3 separate regions of the Homo sapiens genome follow, and regions 1 and 2 are each linked to region 3. A link is a loop called in an ENCODE intact Hi-C map of the cell type or tissue named here. Cell type or tissue: mammary epithelial cell. All regions are shown on one strand. Links, peaks and the distances in the headings refer to the core of each region. The heading gives the core; the rest is flanking DNA.

Evidence for each region. Peaks named below come from ENCODE experiments on the same cell type or tissue, not always from the same donor. Only the 100,000 strongest peaks of a DNase experiment are listed, where the experiment ranks them.
Region 1: it touches region 3 in a loop (17-fold over the local background); 81 of 110 quality-filtered maps call a loop at or near these places.
Region 2: a loop joins it to region 3, with 7 times the contacts of the local background. A loop is called at or near these places in 18 of 110 quality-filtered maps.

What each region holds. Positions count from the first base shown.
Region 1 is chr18:76,980,662-76,986,550 of GRCh38, reverse strand. MBP (myelin basic protein) reads left to right here. Exons shown (of 9, transcript NM_001025101.2): 8 at 1,657-1,776. MBP-AS1 (MBP antisense RNA 1) reads right to left here. Exons shown (of 3, transcript XR_935667.3): 1 at 4,575-5,889; 2 at 4,237-4,373; 3 at 2,399-2,824. Among named protein-coding and RNA genes, the nearest start is that of MBP-AS1, 3.2 kb to the right of the region's middle. RefSeq lists enhancers at 2,920-3,009, 2,809-3,658, 5,184-5,243. In mammary epithelial cell, for the core only: a CTCF peak has its summit at 3,070 (motif pointing right); a DNase peak (open chromatin) is centred at 3,160.
Region 2 is chr18:77,208,998-77,214,886 of GRCh38, reverse strand. No RefSeq gene overlaps it. Among named protein-coding and RNA genes, the nearest start is that of GALR1, 38 kb to the left of the region's middle. RefSeq lists an enhancer at 5,502-5,561. In mammary epithelial cell, for the core only: a CTCF peak has its summit at 2,850 (motif pointing right); no DNase peak of the experiment used is centred there; H3K27me3 peaks cover 120 bases.
Region 3 is chr18:76,799,697-76,805,585 of GRCh38, reverse strand. The region is part of intron 2 of ZNF236-DT (ZNF236 divergent transcript); the gene reads left to right. It also overlaps the pseudogene RNU6-346P. Among named protein-coding and RNA genes, the nearest start is that of ZNF236-DT, 20 kb to the left of the region's middle. RefSeq lists a silencer at 3,261-3,310. In mammary epithelial cell, for the core only: CTCF peaks have their summits at 1,647 (motif pointing left) and 3,382 (motif pointing left); DNase peaks (open chromatin) are centred at 1,665 and 3,375; H3K4me3 peaks cover 749 bases; H3K27ac peaks cover 393 bases.

The DNA of each region.
Region 1 (5,889 bases), core at 408-5,407, 180 kb before region 3:
AAAGCAGCTGCCTGGTTCTGAGTGGCCATGCTCACTCCCAAGCACAGGCTGAATGAAAAGAAAACTGTGCAAGTAGCTTGTATGGTGGGAAGCCCCCAGCAGAGGCTGAGGGTGCAGCCAGGTGCTCTGGAAGCCTTGAGGCCTCTGGTGTCATCTTCCTCACCTCTAAATAAGAGATGGGCTAGGTTGGTCAAGGTCCTCCCTGTCCTAAAACACTTTAATGAAATGGAAGAAAGGCTGCAGGCTGATAGAGGAGGGACAGTCTGGTTTGGTTCCCTCAAGTCTTCAGGAGAGGGCTCAAGGACAGTCTCCCATTTCTTGTTGGCAAAATGTAAAGTGCAGTCTGGACCCTGTCCATTGAGTAGAGACTCAGGAGGCCAACCAAGATCCCTGAAAAGCTAACAGCGTGGTCAGCCTTCCCACAGACAGTGCACCCACCGTGGGAGGACACTTCGCCCCCCATTGTTAACGTCCACCGCGCCCAGACTCCCACAGCGAGCTCCTTCCCTTCCTCCCCATGTTTGCAGTGGAGTTCCCACTCGAGAAGACAGCACAGTAGCAAGTAGAGGCTGGTCCTGGGACACTCGCACCCATGTGTGTCAGGAAGCCCCTGCGGTCACACGGCCCATGAGGAAGCCAGAGGGGCTGCTGGGGCTGATGAGGCCAGGGCAGGGCGGCCTGCTCTTCCATAAATGACAGCTGGCACCAAAGCCCAGAGCTGGCAGCCTCCACCTGAGGAGTGGCATCTCCATGAACGGCTTGTGTTCTCGCACAGCCCCATTGCGTAGATGAGGAAACTGAAGCTCAGAGAGGTTCCTGCCCTTGCCCAAGGCCACACAGCCGGATGAGCTAGAAAGGTGCTAGGGGACTGGGAGGTGGGGGAGCTGAGACGCTGTCCCGCTGCTGCCAGGATGCGGCCGCCCCCCGTGCCAGCCAGGCCTGCCTCCTCCCTCTGTCCGGCTCAGCAGCCCCGGCCTCCTGTTGCTCCCAGTCCGAGCTATGGCCAAGGGAGACTGATTCCTGCTCACCCTGGGAGAGAGCTCAGGATTTTGTCTCAAAACCTTATAAAAGATACGAGGCTCGACATTTTACTAAGGCCGAGGACTCTTGATCTCCCAGACAGATCCTAGAACCACAGGGCACATGTGACCAGAATCCAATCTGTGCAAATCAATCAGCAAAAGGAGCCCCCAGCAAAGGCGCAGGCCGGGGCCTCCGGGGACCGGCACCTACACAGCGCACAGCCCCCCAGGGTCCGAGTCCTCCAAACCCGTGTAGGCAGGAGCCTCCTTACCTTGATTTGCTTGATGTTTGCTAATCTTCTCTTGAACACCCCACAGCGTGAAGGTAAGCAACTGTTCCCTAAACGACTTAGATCCTTAAAATATGTGTGGTTGGGCCGCATATCTCATGAGAGAGCCTCCGCCCAAACCAGAGCCCTCCTCTCTCTGCGGCCAACACCCTGGTAGACCTGGGGGAGCAGCCTCTCCCGCCCCCACCCCCTCAGCGTGGTGCTGGCCCGTGGCTCCTGAACCACTCACCAGTCCAGTCCGGGGCCTGGGCCCTTCCCCGGGGCCCTGGTGGCAGCTCCCAGTGGCTCAAGCAGCGTGCCCAGCACCGCGGGTGGAGGTTGAGCTCCGTGGTCTTCTCTTGCAGGGGGCCGAAGGCCAGAGACCAGGATTTGGCTACGGAGGCAGAGCGTCCGACTATAAATCGGCTCACAAGGGATTCAAGGGAGTCGATGCCCAGGGCACGCTTTCCAAAATTTTTAAGCTGGTAAGGTACCCTCTGCTCAGCTCCACTGAGCGGGGACTAAGGGCTCCCAGAATCCCCAACTAAGCTGAGTACAAGGGTGGCTGCCGCCTCTGGCTCAGCCGCACTGTACCCTGGACGTGCTCTGTCCCAGCAGGCGTGCAGGGGCTCAGGTGGCATTGCCCACCCGCATTTACGCGTGGATTTCCTCCGAGATGCATGTGAAGCCGGAGGTGCTTGAGGAAGGGCTGCGCCTGGGCTGGTTCAGGGGCCCTGGAGCAGGCGACTGACCTTGACTCTGGGGCAGGGCCCAGCTGGAGTCCAACTTGCTCATGCCCAGGGGTTGGGGCCCTCAGGGAGCTAAAGCAGGAGTCAAGCAGACGTGGGTGTCGGGGGGAGATCCCTGGAGCCACGGGAGGGAATGCCCAGGAGACCTCCAGGGAGTGGGGAGTGTCCCGTCGGCTCATGAGGACCTGGAACCAGACCCAGGACGAATGCCAGGCCCGCTGTTTATAAGCTCTGTCTCTGAGACTTGGTTTTCTCATCTGTAAAATGGAGGTAACCCGCCCACTCAGCTCACAAAATCGCTGTGAAAGTAAAAGGTAGTGACAAACACAAAACGCGGCTGGCAGGTGCGCGGCTCGGATTCCTTAGATAAGCAGTCACCTTTATTATTGTTAAACGTCACCCAGAAAACCCTTAACTCTTAGACAGCGGCTCTCATTAAGCAAAAGGGGAGGCACATGAAGCTCCAGGCAGGGCCGGGAGGGAACCGTGAAGCCAAAGGCTCTGGGAGCCCCCAGGCACCTGCGTTTGCATTTTCATCCTGGAGGAGACCAGGCTTCTGGGGCTGCTCCCCGGGGTGCAGAGAGGAGGGGTCTTTCTTGGTGTGTAACATACTCATTGATTCAGTCACCTGACCTTTGACTCCATGTATTTTGTTGAGTCTGGATGTGTGGTGTGCTCTGCCCAGCAGCGGGGATCCACATGAGCACAGACATGGTCCCCCCGCGTCCTTGGTGAGTGCAGAACCTCTGCCGTGAGCCTCGATTCTGGGAGGTTCTGGGAGGTTCTGTGGACAACAGGCAATTCAGGGCACAGCCCCTGCTCTTAAGGATAGCCGGTCTTAGGAGAAGCTTTTAATATGTGAAGTGAGCAGGGAGTAACTGAGCTGCTAAGTAAGCAGCTTTATGTCAGATGAAGTGGTAGGCAGGATCCACTCCTCAACGTAAATTCTGAGTTAAGAAAAAAATTCTCCAAATATTCAAGTCTCAGGGCCATCATGCTGTACATTGCCGCAGTTCTGGGATGTGGCCACAAGAGGGCGGAGATGAGGCTCCCCGGGGAGCAGTGTCTGAACCCAGCACTGCAGTCAGGACGGCCCCGCCCCACCTGGCCAGCACGTCACCTGCCTCTGAATCGCCTGGGATGCACGCCCAGACCCCTATCTGCGCTCCGCCACAGCCTCACTGAGTCAGAATGTCCAAGGGCGAACTAGGTGTTGCTAGTTGTGATGATTTTGCAGACACCGTGCTCACCTGGGAAACACGGATTCATCCCATCTGGAAAACTAATTACTCCACTACCAGCTTAAGGACTGTTAGACACACCGGGAGAGCTGAGTGCTGGCTCAGAGTTGATGGGAGGGCCCAGATGAGTGAGGGGCCCCATTTAGCAAATATTGTCCTTGCAATATATGCAAGGCTTACAACCAGTCACTCAAAGATGCTTGCAAGGCCAGAGCTTACCAAGACCACCCTGAGGAACAGAAAGCTGCATTTAGATCTGCACATTTACTGTGTGCAAATATAACCAGTGTACTATACACATGTGTTTCCTGAAATAAGTTCAGTATTTTCCCTGAACTTTTTTGTAAGAAGCTTTTAAAAATTATTTAATTTCTGTAGAGTTCAAGGGAAGCTTCTATGTATCAAAGCAAATTTCAAATCATATGGTTGTAATTAAATTTTACTGCATAAAAAGTTCATAACTGGCCTACTATGGCCATATGGCTGAATTAGTTGACTTGGAGCACTTCCAATAGATTAATAAATCAGCTCCCCCAGAAATGAGGGGGTCTAGAGGCAGGCAGATGGAGAGGACAGGGACTTCATAGCATTTAACATCATTTTACCATCTTTCCTTCCTGTTCTTTTTGGTGCTGTTGGAAATCAGTAGTGAGAGGAAAACACTCAAATCTGGAAGTCTAGCGCTGTCGGTAGGAACTGGGTAGAAAAAACTATGCATGTCCCCCCATCACTCGGAAACTACATCAGAACATCATAGGAGCATCCTGTTTCCATGTGCATTAGTTTCCACGAACATACATGTGAATGTTTTCCCACCTGTAGTGTTGCTGTGGAGTTGTGAGATGTCAAAGTGGAGGCAAGAGTATCTGCCTTTTGCAGTAGGCTCTGTTCTTTTCCTGTCCTGAGAGAGGAGGTCAGTCTAACCCTCACCTTGTGAGTTCAGCCTTATACTGACCTGAGCCCAGGGTGGATCAGATGCTGAGATCATGTGACTCCAAGTTGCAAGACACGTAATAGAGAGAAGCGTGACTGTTGCATCCATGCAGGCTCTAATCCTGGCTCCTTCGGGCTGGCTGAGCTTTGGCTCCTGAGCTATAAAGAGAGGATGATAGGAACACCTACTCCAGGAGGTGCTGTGAGCACAAAAGAGAAAACGGGGAAAAACGGGTTTCCTGCATGGTCAGTGCTCAACAAATTGTAGTTTCAATGATAAAAAGTAAAACCAATACACCCACCATTTTCAATGTCAAAAGGGGGCATCAAGAAAGTTAAGATTGTACCTCGGTAGGTTACCTTGCCAGAGGCTGCAGGGAACTTACTCCATTTCAGCACAGAAGCACTTTGTTTCATAGGACAGTGGTTCTACCACTTTCCAGGAAGTCCAAAGGCTGATCTCTTGGAAATGCAGCAAAAGGTGAGGTGAGTGCCAACTTCTGGGCTACTCCAGAGGGCAGCTCCAATGCCAGAGATGTTCAAGTTAAGCCAGGATCAAACAGGAAAAACCCACGCTCCCGAGGGAGAGGCTGGCCCTCGAGGGGCAGGGCCCTGCACCTGTCAGTCCCCAGGCCGGCAGGAGGCCTCCACGGTATGTGAGAAAGCTGCCTGTCTTGGGAGGGAAATCTCACTAGATGGTTCCTGAAGCGGCTTCGCAGGCTAGCATTTCATAAACGTTTTCACTTGTGAAAACAAAAATCCCTTGAGTGAGTTGTGTAAGCACAACATAGAGGCTTGTTTATAATGCTACGTATGTACTTGGAAAACCCCCCAAGAAGTCAGAACTGTCACCTTGGTCTGTTAGCTGCGTTACTTGGAAGGATTCTTGGCGTCTGCGCTCTGGTTATTTGTGTTACTGGGCAGTGTGGAAGACGTAGAATTAGATGAGGACAGTGTTGGTTCGTTGCTGATCGGCCACGGTAAAGAGCATATTTCTTTTCTATCTTGCTTTCTGGGGGCTCTTCGCCAAAATTGATCATTTCATAAAAGAGGGGAAACCCAAGGAGAGAGACTAAACTTTGAATAAAAATTTGAATGCAAAAAAAGTGCAGTTCTGCTTCGTCGATCTAAGTGACATTCTGAGTGACCAACGCATTCCTCTTTCTAGAGGGATGGCCACGCCTGGCTACCTCCACACCGTGGGCCACAGCACACCTGTGCACCATCTCAATTAGCTGCCAACTCTCTTTTAAACATCGAAATTATTTGTCCCCCAAACGTGTAAATGCATGGTTTTAAGACCCCTTCAAGTCAAAGTTTGCAGACAAAGCTCTCTGTGCATTTGATTTGTCTGGTGTGGCAGATGAGATGGCACATAGGAGGGACGTCCCCAGGGATGGACACGTGGCTTTGCTCTTTGCTGGCGCGTGTAGCAAGGGGTGTGCTAGGGTCCCGCCGAAAAAGAAGTTGCTCCTGTTGTCGCTGGCAGTTCCCCTCGGCTGCCCTGGCACCTCTAGCTGACGAGAAAAAGTGCTCATTCAAAGCAAAGCAATGGAGCGGCTGCACTTTCACCCACAGAAGTGCAGCGTTGTTTTGCAGAGCAGTGGTTATGCCAGGCACCACTCCCTGGGGCCTGGGAATCCGATTCCAGTTCTCTCTCACAGAACTGGAAATT
Region 2 (5,889 bases), core at 408-5,407, 410 kb before region 3:
GAGAGTTTCGCAGTTTTCCAAACTGTTTTGGTGATTCAAGTTTAATTCGAAAGGTTAAATGCAGAGTTTCCACATGACCCAGCAATTCTACTCTTATGTATATTCAGAATTGAAAACATATGTCCACACAAAACCTATACATTAATATTTATACCAGCATTATTTAAAATACCCCAAAATGGAAAACACCAAGTATCTATGAACTGATGAAGGCATCAACAAAATATTGTATATTTATAAAATGGAATGTTGTTTGGCAATAAAGGGGAAATGAAGCACTGAGACATGCAACATAACGAACCTGAAAGCACAAAACACCACACACACGATGATTTCCTTTATACAAAAATGTCTAGAATAAGCCAGTCCATAGAGATAGAAAGATGATTATTGGTTGCCAGAGGCTGGGCAAGGCAGGATGAAGAGAGAAGCCTCAGGTGCACCGTTTCTTTCGGGCGTAGTGAAAGTGTCCTGGAAATGCGTCGTGGTGATGGTTGCACAACTCTGTGAATAGACTAAACACTACTGAATTGTAACCTTTAAAAGGGTGAATTTTATGTTATGTCAACTATACCTCAAAACACCTGTTACACAAAACCGATGGGGCTGGGCATGGTGGCTCATGCCTGTAATCCCAGCCCTTTGGGAGGCCCAGGTGGGCGGATCACCTGAGGTCAGGAGTTCCAGACCAACCTGGCCAACATGGTGAAACCCCATCTCCACAAAAAATACAAAAATTAGCCAGGTGTGGTGGCGCACGCCTGTAGTCCCAGCTAGTCAGGTGGCTGAGGCAGAAGAATCACTTGAACCTGGGAGGCAGAGGTTGCAGTGAGCCGAGATTGCACCATTGCACTCCAGCCTGCATGACAGAGTGAGACTCCATCTCAACAAAAATGACAACAACAGCAAATAAACTGATAGAACATAAAATAATAAAGATATTTTAAGTTAAAATCTTAATTAATAAAGAAATGTAATCGATATTAGGATATGAAAAGTGTAAGCAAGCTAAATATTCATCTTTCATATAAAAGAATTAAAGAATGTTATCTGAAGCTGCAAATTTTAAAAAATAGATATAAATGTATTAGCTAGAGTTTTGCAGGTTCCTGCCAATAGAATTGAAAATAGAAAGAGCTCGAAGCAATGGCCTCTGGTTACCAGTAGGTTGTTGAGGAGGCGTGGCATGACTGTGACTTTCTGTTCTCAAGTGCATGTTTATTTTTACCAAGTATTTTAATTTTAATAATTTTAAATAATTACAATAGAATGAAGTAGAACTATAATAACAGCTTACAAAGATTTCCAAGAAATACGTTAAGAAACCAAGTTGCAGAAGAGAGCACACAATTTGATGCCTCGGATTTTTTAAAAAGGAGGAAGAAATTATTACATAACTATCTTTGTGTATGTCTGGGAAACGTCTGGAAATACGAGAAAGCATCGCAGCAACTAACCTGAAAAGTTCGACACGCGGGAGTGAGGCTCGCCGAGCAGGAGGCCTTGTTCCCTTGTAGTCTCTGGACTTTTTTTCCACCGTGACGTTTACCTTTATGGCGCTTTCACACTTAAATAGACAATGGGAACAACTCCTTTTTACATATTTGAAAATTCAGTCTGATTTTCTATTGCCTTTCAAATACTAATCTTCCGATTAGTTTGGAGGACAAACTTGAAAAGAAAGACAGATGATTGAATCTTTTTTTTTTTTTTTTTTTTTTTTTGAGACAGAGTCTCGCTCTGTCTCCCAGGCTGGAGTGGCGTGATCTCGGCTCACTGCAACCTCCCTCTCCTGGGTTCAAGCAATTCTTGTGTCTCAGTCTCTTGAGTAGCTGGGACTACAGACACACGCTACCACGCCCAGCTAATTTTCGTCTTTTTAGTAGAGATGGGGTTTCGCCATGTTGGCCAGGCTGGTCTCAAACTCCTGACCTCAAACAATCTGCCCACCTCAGCCTCCCAAAGTGCTGGGATTACAGACTTCAGCCACTGCGCCTAGCCTTTCAATCTCTGTAGAAGTCATATGTGAGGAGAGAGGATGCCACAGGACTGTTCTTTTAACAGGAAAGGAAACACACAACAACCTCTTCACTTTTGAGCTAAATTAAACTTGAGGTCTTGGAACCTTTCCTCATGGTTTTCCCATAAACAAGGTACCAAGAATTTGAGTAAACCAAATAATGAGGACCAAGAGAAATAGAGCAAGACACTGAGGCAAAGAATTAGTGACTGGGCCAAGCCAACGGCCAGTCACAGGAAAATATGGTCCCTGAGGGAAAGAAACAAGCAGCAAATAAGCCATACAGGGAGGGGGAGACAAGAAACTCTGGCTAGATTTTTATGCAGATTTTAAAGGCTTGGAATGGGGTTTATTTAACTTGAATTCTGATACATTAAAGATGCAGCATGCCCAGTTACAGTTTAATTTTTTAATAAACATATAAATTTCTTTCTTTTTTTTTTTTTTGAAATGGAGTCTCGCTCTGTCACCCAGGCTGGAGTGCAGTGGCACAATCTTGGCTCACTGCAACCTCTGCCACCTGGGTTCAAGCGATTCTCCTGCCTCAGCCTCCCAAATAGCTGAGATTATAGGCATCTGCCACTATGCCCAGCTAATTTTGTATTTATAGTAGAGACGGGGTTTCACCATGTTGTCCAGGCTGGTCTCAAACTCCGGACCTCAGGTGATCCACCCACCTTGGCCTCCCAAAGTGCTGAGATTACAGACATGAGCCACCACACCCGGCCAAACATATACATTTCTTAATGAAGGACTTGGAAATTTCTCCCACCAGCTTGACTAAAGAGCCCAGATCCATTAAGAATGTCTCTTAATGACCACTTGATGGCAGCATGGTTGAAATGCAGGCGCAGTCACTGGCCGCTGTAGTGTTAAAACTTTTCCAGAGCTGTTACAGAGGCAGCAGCCCCATGAATTCAGATACAGCTCTACAGAAATGTACAAGAACAGAAATACTTTTTCAGGCCCTCCAAAATAATTGTGTACCTTGGCCTTCGCTTGCTAAAAGATCAAGCAATGTTCCTTGGCATTCCCAGGAAGGAAGGAAAGAAGGAAGGAAAGGTTGCTCCATCCAGAAGAATTTTAATTTGTCTAGCTACAGTAATTAGATTTTTATTCACAAGCAGCTAGTAGAGAATCACAATGGAATGCACTTAAATTAGGTTAAAAAGGGATCTTTGAAATGTCATTTGCAAAATTAGTTTGTGATATACAATATTCTCCTGGCCTAAGGTTAAGTGGATTTGGGGAAATAGATTTCAAACCAATTTCCCATTCGAAGTTTTTCATTCTTCTCCTCCCCTCAGATTCTCCATTTGGGCATGCAGTCCGGAACATTCACCTCTTCTCCTTTGTTTTAAGTTGGAGGCTTCCACAAAGACCAAATCCTAGAAGGTACCACCACAGCAAAGCAGGCAGTGACTTCCAGCTGTAACCTGCAGACCACCAGGTCCCCCTTCCGTGAAGGGTCCTTGATCCCAGAAATAAATGTTTCATTTCTTTTGTGAGTTTTTGTTTTTACCATTGCCGCCTTCTTATCCTGTGATCCAAAGTGCAAGTAAGGAAAATGTGCATTGTTCAAAGTTAGCCAAGTGAGTACTTTTGTGTGTTGAGGACTGGCAATGAGGGAGCTTGTGAATGTGATTATTAAATGTATACTGCAGTAACTCGCATGGCACAGCAACAGAGACCAACTTCCAATCAAGGGAACTGGCAAGGACAAACCTGAAGCTCAGAACATCTGCCTGTGTTCTGTTGAACTAATGTCAGGAGGCTGCAGCCAGATACCAAGGGCTACAGGCCTCCGAGTTACATGAAGATGGGGTAGAGATGGTGCAAGCTGTCAACCAAAAAGGCCTCTGGTGAGTAGGAGAGCACACCTTCTTCCATTTCAACTTGGTGGAGAGGAGCACTCAGCAGCCCTGCTCCCCAGGACGATGCCTCCTCACTGCCTGGGAAGGAGAGCCCATCACAGGACCAGCAGTCCCTCCAGACACCAGTGGGTGGGATTTAAATGACTTCTATATTCAACACATATTTAGGAAAAGACTTCCAGTCCCATCACAGGTAGCTGCCCCCTTCCTCCCCAGTCCTGTCTCTCATGACCAAGAATCCCAGACACAGCACAGCCAATGGGTGCAAGCACAGCCTGCAGGGTGTGAAGAAGAAGGCAGGGTGCCCGGAGAGCCAGGCTCCAGGGAGGATGTGGACCTGAGCTCCTGGGCTTCCTACCACCCCTCATGGATTCCACATGGCTCTGCAGAAGCTCCAACCCTGGGACCACCCACAGACACACACAAAAGGAGCTCCAGGAAAACCGTGCATTCACCCCCACCCCCCAGCCAGAGGACCACGAACAGAGCAGCCCAACCACAGGAAACCCCTGCAGCAAGACTCATGAGACACACACATGGCCCATCCCCAGGCTCTTAGCAGGGCCGATGAGGGCTGGACCTTCCACCTCCCCACCCCCACTCCTGCCAGGGCCTCGGGCTGCGCTGAGCATCAGTTGGCTCCATCCCACCCCCTGCACAAGCAGGCAGCACCCTGACCTATCCAGGGCAATGTCAGTGGGTCCGTTGTGGAGCTGAGCCCCACTCCACCCCACCCGGCAGCAACAACCCTGAGCAAAGCAGTGTGACATGGGGCTGCTCACTGCCCTGTGCCCTCCCTGGCAAGCCCCTCACCATAAGAAAGGATAAGGGGTAGGGGGCAGGTTGAGTCCACTTTTTCCCCTCAGTATCAACCGGGCTGAGGAGGGAGCCCCCTCCCTGTGTAGCATCACTGAGGCTAAAGCTGGCAGTGGGAGGCAGGCCGTGGCACCGGCTTCCCCACAGCCTCCCTGGGGTCAGCAGGGCCCAAGGAAGCTGAGTGTAGCCGAAGCCCCACATCCACCTGAAGATACTAGAAGGGCCAGGGGAAGGTTATCATCACCCCACCTGCCTGCAGCCACCCAGCACGGTCAGGGCTCTGCTGCGGCTGTAGTGCCACGTGTACCCAGCCCAGCGGACAGCACCTGCTGCAGACGAAGACGCCAGCAGCTCGGGAGTCTCATAAGATATCCTAAATGTACGGGCTCCGATCCAAAGTCACTCAGCATACCAAGAACTAGGATAATCACAACTGGAAGGAGAAATAAACCGATGGATGACAACACGGAGATGAGTCAGAGGCTATCATTAGCTGAGCAGGATCTTCACATAACCATCATAAATACACTTCAGCATGTATGAATTCCCGTGGAATAAATGGAAAATTAGACAATTTTAGCAAAAGAATAAAGAAGAACCAAAGGAGGCCGGGCATGGTGGCTTACGCCTGTAATCCCAGCACTTTGGGAGGCCAAGGCAGGTGGATCACCTGAGGTCAGGAGGTCGAGACCAGCCTGACCAACATGGTGAAACCCCACCTCAACTAAAAATACAAAAATTAGCCTGGCACGATGGTGGGCACTTGTAGTCCCAGCTACTCGAGAGGCTGAGAGAGGAGAATCACTTGAACCCAGGAGCCAGAGGTTGCAGTGAGCAGAGATCATGCCACCTCACTCCAGCTGGGTGACAGAGTGAGACTCGGTCTGAAAAAAAAAAAAAGAAATTATAAAGCAAGAAAACACAATAACCAAAAGACAAACAAACCTAAAACCTCAATGCGTGGACTCAACCAGGACAGCGAGAGGACAAAAGACTGGACGAGGGCCAGAAGTCACCAACTCAGAGCAGCATTGAGGAAGTGGGCTGAGGAGAAAGAACAGACTCTCAGGAGCCTGTGTCATCCTCAGAGGAAAGAGAAAGTGAAACTGGAAGGTATATTTTTTAAATGGCTGTAAACTTCCCAAGTTTAGTGAAATATACTAAAGATTCAAGGATCTG
Region 3 (5,889 bases), core at 332-5,331:
ACATTCTCCTAGCGGGATGAGTCCCCCTTTACAGCACTCGGGAAATGCCTGCTCCTCTAGCTGTCTCTGATCCACCTCTCCTGTCTTTCAACTAAGGCCCCCACATGCCAGACCATCGTTGGTGGACCTCGTCACCAGCATGAAGTGGGCTCTTGGAGTTGTCGACTGACTAGTTCACAATTAGTGACTCATAGCATCTCACTCATTTCCTTTTCATCAGTAGGAGGCAGCAGTCTGCACTTTTGCATCACATTTCAAAGACATCTGTGTGTTTGTTCTCGTGCAGAACACTTTGACTATTGTAACCTCTAGGTCCATGAATGACCCTCATCTTCAGTAAAAGTGGATTCACGCTGGCAAAGTCTGCTTTGTTTTATTGTGACACATGGAACATTATGGATTTTGGTGAATAAAAACTAACTTAAATTGAAGTCATTCTTGTAAAATGAAAATACATTTTTCTGCTGTTCTTAACTTTATAATATAGATACATACTATGTCTTATGAAATAGTAAATGGAAAACACGATTCAAAAAGCGCTATTTTGGTAAATAACTTGCATAAAGGGCATATGGACAACACAAGTCCACAACACAATAGACAACAGACAACACAACCTGTTACACAGGCACTCAAGTTCGTCTGCAGATTTGGTTTTCTTTTTTTTTTTTTTTTCACTCCTGATGCCCAGGCTAGAGTGCAATGGCGCGATCTTGGCTCATTGCAACCTCTGCCTCCAGGGTTCAAGCGATTCTCCTGCTTCAGCCTCCCGAGTAACTGGGATTACAGGCATGCACCACCACGCTGGGCTAATTTTGTATTTTTAATAGAAATGGGATTTCTCTGTGTTGGTCAGGCTGGTCTTGAACTCCCAACCTCAGGTGATCCGCCCGCCTTGGCCTCCCAAAGTGCTGGGATTATAGGCGTCAGCCACCAGGCACAGCCTACAGATTTGGTTTTCAATATCACTTGACATGCACAAAGTACGGGTGAACAAGCACTTTTATTCTTTTTTCTTTTTTTCTTTTTTTTTTTTTTCTTTTTGAGATGGAGTCTCGCTCTGTTGCCCAGGCTAGAGTGCAGTGGCGCAATCTTGGCTCACTGCAACCTCTGCCTCCCAGGCTCAAGAGATTCTCCCACCTCAGCCTCCCGAGCAGCTGGGATTAGGACCACCACGCCTGGCTAACTTTTGTATTTTTAGTAGAGACAGGGTTTCACCATGTTGGCCAGGCTGGTCTCAAACTCCTGACCTCAGGTGATCCTCCCGCCTCGGCCTCCCCTCAGCTGGGATTACAGGCGTGAGCCACCGTGCCTGGCCACAAGCACCTTTTTTCTTTATCTCCTATGTTTGAAATTAAAATGAAAAAAATGTATAAACCTTATTTAATTAACAAGTGATGAGTCATTTTTAGTAAATGGACCTAAATACCTTAAGAAAGCCATCAAGTGTCAAATAGAGAGATGTAAGCTACCATGGAGAGCCTTTCGGGACGTATGGAAGGAACCAGTTTGCAATGACAACATGCTGTGGGTGGTGCCTACCTACACTGAAAGATTCGGATGGGTTTTTCAGAGTGCCCTCTTCACTGTCTTCCTTCACCCAGCCCGCCTCCTCTTCCAGGACTCCGACCCACTTTCCTCCTGCGCCCTCTAGTGTCTGTCTGCTTTTCCGTTCCCCCCATTTCTACCTTAGGATTTTTCTGTGCCTTTCATTCATCCTCCGTCTGCGTCTCCCGTGGTACTGACTTCAAAACCCCTGACTGTACCGAAACTCGGTGTGAACGAGGACTGCAGTGCTGCTGGGGATGCATTCTCCATTTGTACTTGAAGAGTTACGTCAAAACCTAAACTGTAGGCCTGACAGATAATGATAATTTGTCTATGGCAAAAACATAAGCTTAACTGCCTATCCTAATATAACAGGAAGCTAAACTATTTATACTGAACTGAATTCTCCTACATTTACAACTCATAAACCTGCAGCTTCCTGGACAGGCAGCAGACACTCCCAAACTCCGCTGTGTCCTAGTATATAATACTTTCGGCCAACCTACATGTGTAACTTACATCATTTTCAGAATATGAATGCTTCAAGTGGCATATTAGACATTAATAATTTAAGCAATGAAATTAACTGATACAGAATATATAGGTAAATAATAAAAGAAGTAATTAAAAATCTTTGTTTCATCAGTTCATATTAGCTATATATGTTCTCAAGTCTCAAAGAAAAGGTATTATTTCAAAGCAACTTAAAAAATATTTAAAAATTAGCACCCTATAGTTCTCATTTAATAAGTTAAATGGGTAATTAATTGGCATTTTATTTCAATAGAAGCTTATTTCAAAAAGCTTTCTACAGAGTTATTTTGTGTAAAATGGTAATTATGCCCACAATTTTCTAAATGAAGCTTGCAGAAAGGGCTCATTTTTGCCATAAACATAATTTTCATTGATGTTTCCCTTAAAGACAAATGTTTCCTTCACTGAAATAGACTTTTGGAAATTGTTTAATTATTTTTACCTTGGCAATTATGTCACCTTCCTTGAATATCCTCATTAATTACATTGCCACTGGTACCTCTGAAGTATTTGGTGTTTTCTTAAGTTCTTTAAGCTCTTTATTTTATTTTATTTTATTTATTTATTTTTTGAGACAGTCTCGCTCTGTCGCTCAGGCTGGAATGCAGCGGCCTGATCCCGGCTCCCTGCAACCTCTGCCTCCCGGGTTCATGTAATTCTCCTGCCTCAGCCTCCGGAGTAGCTGGGATTACAGGCTCGCACCACCAAGCCCGGCTAATTTTGGTATTTTTAGTAGAGACAGGTTTTGCCATGTTGCCCGGGCTGGTCTCAAACTCCTGACTGCAAGTGACCCGCCTGCCTGGGCCTAAGTTCTTTAAGATCTTAATGTAGAGTCTGAAAAGAGGGTTTCAGTCTGGGATTAAGTGCCTTTTTTTTTTTTTTTTTTTTTTTTTGCGACGGAGTCTCCTGCCTCAGCCTCCCTAGTAGCTGGGACTACAGGCGCGCACCACCATGCCCAGCTAAGTTTTTGTATTTTTAGTAGGGATAGGATTTCGCCATGTTGGCCAGGATGTTCTCAAACTCCCAACCTCAGGTGATCCGCCCACCTCGGCCTCCTGAAGTGCTGGGATAACACGTGTGAGCCACCGCTCCCGGCCAAGTGCCAATTACTTAATATTCCTAACTTTTTAACATATCCTAAAATACAACTCCACACCCAAGTTCAGGCGCTCGCGGATGGTCTTTTGTTGGCCGCACTCCTCCCTCCGGCTCTGCTCCAGCCCAGCCCCAGCCTCCTACCCTGGGGGCACCGCTGTCCCGCGGCCGAAGAAGCTGCGCCGCACCGGCCTCTGCCGCCACCTGGCGCCCGGCCGGGGCACGACGCACTGGACACCTTCCTAATAATATGAGCCGCACGCTCCCGTGGGGCACCCCTGACCCTCGCGGCCGCGCGTCTCAGCGCCCCTTCCGTGGGCTGCGGGTCTCACCCCCCAATCCCACTCCCACGTGGGCCCAGGTTCCTTCCGGGTTGAAAGCAGGGAACCTGCAGAGCTCACTCATCCTAAAAACGACCTTAATCCTGCTAGCCTCCAGGAGCCCCGCACCCTGCTCGCCCTGGCCCCGGGGAGGGCACCCCATCCCGCCACCCCACACCCCAGAGCCGACTCAGGGCTAAATCCTCCCCTTAGCTCCGTCAGGGCCCTGAATGACCCCCCCGCACACCCGTGCGCACTTCCCCTGGGCTGGCCTGACCCCCATACCTGCAGCCCCTTCTTTGCCCAGTCCCTCAGCTGCTCTCAAAGCCAGTGTCCTCAAGACTGCGCCTGTCACGGTCGTGCGTGGTCCCCACGCAGTCGGCGCCTAGACCTATCCTACTGGATCGCCCAGAGGCCTCAACGGAAGGCTGTGCTTTCTTTTTTCTTCTTTGGGGGGCGAGGGAGGCAGGGAGAGGGGTCTCGCTCTGTCGCTCAGGCTGGAGTGCTGTGGCGCGATCTCGGCTCACTGCAACCTCTGCCTCCCGGGTTCAAGCAGTTTCCTGCCTCAGCCTCCCAAGTAGCTGGGACTACAGGGCCCCGCCATCACACCCAGCTAATGTTTTTAGAGATGGGGTTTCGTCATGTTGGCTAGGCAGGTCTTGAACTCCTGACCTCAAGTTATCCTCCCGCCTCAGCCTCCCAAAGTGCTGAGATTACAGGCATGAGCCACTGCTCCGGCACTTAAAATCCACTTTTCATTACACATCACAATAGAATTGAGAAATGGTTTGTTCTTGTTATGTAGAATAAGAGATGACACTTCAAAATGATGATTTTTAAAAATTTTCGCTCAGCTCATGGGGCACCCACTTATTGAGCTTTTTATCTTTCCAATTTGCTTCAAATGCCAAACGACCATTGAATGGCCAACGTTGAGTTCTTTGGCAACTTCTCCTGTAGCGTAAGAGGATCAGCTTTGATGACTGCCCTCAATTGATCACTGTCAACTTCTGAAGGCCGGCATCTATTGGCAAAACTTCTCGAACCACCACTGCACTGTGTGTGCCCTAGCAGTTTCTGGGCCAAATGAATTGTTGATGTTGCCAGTTGTCTCTTCTGCATTTTGACCTCAAATAAGAAAATTGCTCAAATTTGCTTTTTGTCTAACATCATTTCCATAGTCTAAAATAAACGTAAAATAAACAGCAAGTAATGTCATTAGCAAAAAAAATAAAGCGAGAAATGCCCGTTAAAATGATGTATGACATATTTATTTAAGAACATATTCCAATATCAAACAGCAAATTCCAACAATGCAAAAACCACAATTACTTTTGCATTCACCTAAAATTGGAACGATACAGAGAAGACTAGCATGGCCCCTTAAAAAAAAATACATAAACTGCAGAAGGGATTATTTTATGTAGTCTAATTTGTTTTGTTTGTTTGTTTAGACCTAAGTATTGGCCAGTTTTTCATCCTTACATTTTTGTGTGTCTGACCTTCATCTGGCATCATCTTCCTTCTGCCTGATATACAGGTATATTTTTTACAAGTTTTCTTAGTGAGGATGTCTAGTGGCAAACACTCATTTTTTTTAACTGAAAATGTCTTTATCTTACCCTAATTCTTTTTTTTTTTTTTTTTTTTTTGAGACTAGATCTCACTCTGTTGCCCAGGTTGGAGTGCAGTGGCACAATCATAGCCTAGTATCCTCCATCTCCTGGGCTCAAGTTATCCTTCTGCCTCAGCCTCCCAAGTAGCTGGAACTACAGGCATGCACTGCCATGCCCAGCTAACGTTTTAAAAATTTTATTAGAGACAAGGTCTCACTATGTTGCCCACGCTGGTCATGAACTCTTGAGCTCAAGCTCCCCGCCTCCCAAAGTGCTGGGATTACAGGTGTGAGCCACTGCACCCGTATTTTGCTCTAATTCTTTTTTTTTTTTTTTTTTTTTTTGAGATGGAGTTTTGCTCTCGTCAGCCAGGCTGGAGTGCAATGGTGCGATCTCGGCTCACTGCAACCTCCACCTCCTGGGTTCAAGCACTTCTCCTGCCTCAGCCTCCCGAGTAGCTGGGATTACAGGCACGCACCACAACACCTGGCTAATTTTTTTTGTATTTTTAGTAGAGATGGGGTTTCACCATGTTGGTCAGGCTGGTCTTGAACTCGTGACCTCAGGTGATCCGCTTGCCTTGACCTCCCAAAGTGCTAGGATTACAGGCAAGAGCCACCACGCCCGGCGCTCTAAATATTAAAATATATTTTTTTTCTACATATAGTATTTTAGGTACACAATTATTTTCTTTTGAGCCCACTAACAATATTCCATTTTTAGCTCTGCCTCTGTTGTGGGTGATGAAAATAGATAATCTTTGTTCATTTGGACAT